Regions from separate parts of the Mus musculus genome. Here region 1 is linked to region 2. A link is a contact called in ENCODE POLR2A ChIA-PET data. All regions are on one chromosome and are shown on one strand. The core of a region is the stretch at or near the end of the contact, and the rest is flanking DNA. Distances in the headings are between cores, read along the strand shown.

What was found. ChIA-PET counts read pairs that join two places held with the same protein, here RNA polymerase II (POLR2A).
Region 1: POLR2A ChIA-PET joins it to region 2 with 14 read pairs in embryonic stem cell. The contact joins the promoter of Arhgef12 here to the enhancer-like site in region 2. POLR2A ChIA-PET finds 5 or more read pairs at or near these places in 4 of 5 experiments (Patski and embryonic stem cell).

The regions. Positions count from the first base shown.
Region 1 is chr9:43,104,458-43,107,157 of GRCm38, forward strand. Arhgef12 (Rho guanine nucleotide exchange factor (GEF) 12) reads right to left here and starts at 1,261. Exons shown (of 41, transcript NM_001359232.1): 1 at 722-1,261. The coding sequence starts at 753.
Region 2 is chr9:43,209,554-43,212,253 of GRCm38, forward strand. No RefSeq gene overlaps it. Among named protein-coding and RNA genes, the nearest start is that of Pou2f3, 5.1 kb to the left of the region's middle. Within about 2 kb of position 1,323, at least 1 of the 3 ENCODE cell types and tissues checked has a DNase peak (open chromatin) inside an H3K27ac peak, as active enhancers do.

The DNA of each region.
Region 1 (2,700 bases), core at 11-2,510, 110 kb before region 2:
TTAACAAACAAGATCCACCTGCCATGCCTAAACCAGAGCTAGAGTTTACATCTTTAAATGCTAGGGCTTCTGAAAGATGAAATGTTAAAAAAAAAAAAAAAAAAAAAAAGAATAATTAGAAGCAGGCCCCATGATTTTTCCCTCATTTCCTTTAGCTCCTGGAAACTGTCCCCAGCAAGAACCCGTGATTTACTGGTAATGTCAACATTCTGGAAAATTAGGTAATTAATAATTAAACACTGTGCAGGTCAACACGTAAAAAGATCAGAGTCACAAATCACAATGCAGCAGGATGAAAATTAAGTTCACAGACAGAAACTCCTAAAATTGTGAGTCTAGAACTACCACAGGACAGGAATCCACCCGATGATGCACCAGTACCCACCGACCTCAAGCTCTGACCTTCACCCAAAATGACCTCCCTCTGGTTCCAAAACGAGTACACAATCTTAATGCACCCGACAGAAAACCACAATCATGGTTTTCCTTCATTTCCTCTGAGAATATGGGGGAAAGTTTCTCTCCCAAAAAAACCTGCATTTCCAAATTCAATCAACCGGTTAACTTGGCAGCAACCCTAGACTAATTGCACAGCTCCGAAACAACCCTCTTTCCTATGCCTGTCAATTGCACTAGCTGAAGGCAAATCTGCATCACCGACTCCCCTGCTGCGTGGGACCGAATCCAGGGAAGGTTAGCGACCGAGGAACTTCATACCCACCTGTCCGTGATAGTAGACTGTGTGCCACTCATTGGGGCCCTTGGCGAGAGGTCTTCTTTTTATCCAACTTGCATTTTACAGTAACACCTCCACACCCCACCCCCAGTGCTCTGGGATCAGGCCCAATTTCGGCAGGGACACAAAAGTCCAACTCAAAACTCCATTCAGTCATCTAGAACATCCGATTGCAAGGGGTCAAGGAAAGGGGATGCGGGCTGAGGCAAAACAAGTTATCTCCCCAAACAAACCGAGCAAGTCGGCCACAAGGCGAGCTCAAGAACTAAGAACGATCCTCAGCAAGGCACGGAGAGAAAACTTCGTCACAGAGGGAAGTCGCGAGCCGTAGGACGGGAACCGGGATCCCTCCGGAGCTGGGGCAGGATCGGCTCAGGGACGGGCGTCGGCTTCGGTCCCGAGTCGGCGGGGCCCGGCCCTCGGGTCCCCGCTCTATCTGGGGCTGCGGGCCACTCGTGGCCGCAGCCTCCGCCGCGTCTCACACCGTCCCGCGCCGGACTCGCGCCGCCCCATGTCCCCGGGCCGAGGGCCCTGAGCTGCTCCGCGCCGCCCCCACCCGGCTCCGGCCGCCGCGCTGACAGGGACCCTGTCTCAGCGCCCGGGGCAGCTCCCCATCCCTCGGAGGCCCCCGCGCTTCTTCCGCAGTGGCACGGCGGCTCCTCCCCGACGCTCTGGTAGGCGGCGGCTCCCGCGAGGAGCGGGAGGTCTCGGCCCGGCCCGGAAGCCCGGCCCCCGAGCAGCGGCGGCGGCGGTGGCGGTGGAGGCTCGGTGCGCAGGGCCGTTCGCCCGGTCTCAGGGGCACTCGCGGGAGCGCGCCCAGGGTGGAGGGGGCCGCCGGCGGTGACGAGCCTTGCGACCGCTGCGGGCGGGCGCGCGCGCGGGTTCCGGTTCCGGTTCTGTCCCCTCGGCCCGGCGCGACTGGAGCGCGCCGAGCCGTCCCCTCCCCCGCCGACTTTTTTGGGCCCTTCTCCCTGGGACTTCGGGAAGCCGCTTCACCCGGGATCCCTCCGCTTCCCGGACTCTCCAAACTTGAGCAGATACTTCCGCTCAGTGCTGTCGCGGGGGATAGAGGGAAGCGAAAAAGTAGTTCTGTGTGGCGAAGCGGGCACTGCTGCCTTCTTGCCCCTCGAATGCTCTCGAGGTGCAGCCCACAGTGTACAATCCACCCGGGACAGCAGAGGAGCCATTCCACAGTCTCGAGGAGTTCACGTTTAGAGGTTCTTCGGAACTCCCGGGCTGGAAACTTTTATTCTTTAAGAGAATGTATTCGTTCCCGGTGTCAAATGCTTTTGATGACTGCGTGCGAGCCCAGGTCCACGGGCCCCCGACAGTGTTAGGCAAACCTGCGCGCGCGCGCACACACACACACACACACACACACACACACACAGGTTTTGGGGTGAGCCAATCACCTGGGGCACCTGCTGGCCTAGTCCCACAGCACGGAGGGGAAAGGGGTGGGGGGATGGCCAGAAGAGGCTGTGGAGAAAGGATCTGGGCCCACACTTAAGCCAGGAGTTCCTGATATAAATATTGCTTTTAGGCTGTTTTGCCTTGGCAAAATGAACTGTATTGTTTGCCAAATTGAGAACGCATGGTGCTTTCCACAGCAAGTTAATAAGCGTGTTGTGAAAAGAGATGGAAGAAGTAATACATCTGTCCGGTAAACAGCACAGCACGAGGGATCCCTTTGAAGAGTTCCCAAATGTTTTCTGGTTTCTCTTTCGATGGGGTAGAGACATTCAGCTAACCATGTAGTTTTCTGATTGAATAAATCTGTCCCTGAGGAAATGAGGGACCACGACACAATATAGTTCTCCAATTCTGCCTGTAAACATCAAGCGACTATTCCTTTTATACAATTATCTTCAGTCTCTTCTGAGCTTCAATCCGTGTAGGTGGGAAGAGACTTCGGCCATTTTGTGGAAATCAAATCTAATAAACAGTGGGTGTGGAAAGGAAAT
Region 2 (2,700 bases), core at 73-2,572:
AGAGCACTGACTGCTCTTCCGAAGGTATATGATGGTTCATGTACAGTGTACTCATATACACAAAAATAAATAAATAAATCTTTTTAAAAAAAAGAAAGAAAAGTAAAGTCATTAGCCCCCACTTATAGATGGGGAAACCAAGGGAGATTAAGACAGTCAGGAGATGATGAAGTTAGGGTTTAAATCCAGTCTGGCACTGGCATCTCTCTCTCTCTCTCTCTCTCTCTCTCTCTCTCTCTCTCTCTCTGTGTGTGTGTGTGTGTGAGAGAGAGAGAGAGAGAGAGAGAGAGAGAGAGAGAGTGAGAGTGAGTGTATGTGTGTGTGTGAGTGAGAGAGAGAGAGAGAGACAGAGAGAGAGACAGAGAGAGAGAGGGATGAGTGAAGAGAAAAGATGCTGTCTGGAGCCAGAAGAGCTAGCTTGGTGAACACAGTTCCTTAGGTTTAATCCTCCTGCCTCAGTTAGCAAGAGAGAAACCAGACAAAAGAGTGAGATAGGAGGCAGCCTGGAGGTTTAAAGGGGGCAGAGAAAAAAAAAAGGGAGAAAGAAGGAAGGGCAGATTTCAATGCCTTCGGACATCAAAAGAGTTACATGCAAATAAATGTAAATAAAATGCAAATTGCCTCACCTCCCTCGCTCTACTCTCTTTGTAGAGCTGGAGGATTCATTCAGAGAGTAGCCCAAGTTGAATGACTCGGTTGTGAAGCCTTGATCACTCTGACCCCTCCCTGGGTCCTTGTGGTGTGACCTCTGACCCCTCCTCCCCTGCAGCTCTCCGAGCAGCCGAAGCTTCCCCCGAGCTCCATTTGTACTCGATCAGCTTCTCTTGCTTCAAGGCCGAAGTCTGGAGTCTAGCTTCGTCCAATGCCTGCGCTGGAAGTGTTCTGAGACTCCTGCGAGGGGGTGGGCTGGGGGTGGCCGTCTCCAGCCTGGTTTTCTCCCCAGAGGGAAAAGTGGCCTTCTTGGCAGCTGGCCTGCAGAGCACTCCCGCTTCCTGTCTTGTCAGCTGGATTGAGTTGTCAGGGCTGGGAGAAGGGTGGAGAGCAAAGCGTCCTGGAAGGCCACCAAGCAACAAGTCCCTTCTAGCTCTTTCCCTCTGCCAGATGGGCTGCAGGGCCCCGTGCATGGTGCTGTGGAATGGGGGATGGGGGCGGGGAGGGTGTCCTCTCTCTCTGTCTTAAGTTCATAAAAGCCATTGAGTCCAAGTTCAGCTCCCCCACCTCAAAGAGAAACAGAAGGAAGGAAGGAAGGTAGAGGCGAAGGAGGACTCCCGAGTCTGTTTTGAATAACACCTCTGACTAAATCGGATGGCATCACTGCCAAGAGGCATATTGCAGAAGACAGAGCAGGACAGCGCCAGGGTGACAGAGCCAGAGGTGTCTTGGGAACCAGGATAAAAGCAGCTGCATCTGGGGAGTGGAAAGGAAAGGACACGGGACACACAGTGCTGTGCTCTGTGCTGATGTCCCCAATGCTGACTGTCCTATGCCACTCTCTGAGCCTGCTCCCCAACTTCCTGCTGCATCCAGCCCTCACCGTCATCACTGAAACTCATAGCTCATTTTGTCTTCGATGGCTTAGAATAGTCGATTTAAAAAAAGTCCTTAATTTAAAAATAGCAACGCAAGATTTTTTGTTTTCTTCCCAAATCAGCTTTTTGACCTTGTGCCCTGCTCCAGGTCAGCCAGTCCTTTCTTGGCTCTTGAAGACCAAGACCACTTATACTCTCAGGGCAAGCCTAGGCTTAGCGTGCCCTCTTGTGGAAGTTTTGAGTGTAACCTTTGCCTATAAAATCCCAGAACCCTTCTGTGGACAGGGCAACCACAGGTCAGGACCTGAGTTCCAGACAAACCGAGATATTGATGCAGTGTGGTCTTCAAGTCTTTGATTCCCATTAAGTACTGGACCTCTCTGTGGATCTCAGGTTTATCAAAACAGTGAAGAAGCTCTGGGCTTTGGGAGGTGTCTCTTCCCACTGCCTTCAAAGGTGCTGCAATTACCCTGAACTCAGTGGAATTAGAGGCCATAGCCATATCAAGTAGCCACCACAGCTACCTGCTGGCTTAGGAACTAGAGATGTCACAGGTATCGTCCTTCTCCTCTGCAAGCTCTCAGTGTCTGAAAGCTTATAGATCATGAACAGATGAGTCCTTCTTCTTATGGTGGAGATCCTAACAGGGAAGTTGTAGGTTTGTCATGAGGCTCCAGTGGGGAGGGGGTGTACCCTGCTGGAATCTGGTGGTAGACCTCGAGAAGAACTGGCTGAGGAATAGACAGCCATGAAAGGTAGGGAGCCATGAGCCACACACAGTGGGGCAGGAGACAAAGTTTCGAGGGAGCAGGGTGACAGCAGCAGCCCTGCTGGGGGACAGTCAATCAGCCTCGCCTGGACAGAGGAGATACTTAGATGGCTTCTCTGATGGCCCAGATGACTACAGCTCAGACCAATGGGAGCATTTCTGGGGCGGAGAGAGTTCTGGTAAAAAGTCTGGTAAGTAACTCCAGAACTTGAGAATTGCTTTGGAGTTGAAGCTAAGCTGGTGCGATGGTTTGTATATGCTTGGCCCAGGAAATAGCACTATTAGGAGGTGTGGCTTTAGAGTAGGTGTGTCACCGTGGGAGTGGGCTTTAAGACCCAATTCCTAGCTGCCTAGAAGTCAACCTTCTCATAGAGGCTGGCCGATGAAGATGTAGACCTCCCA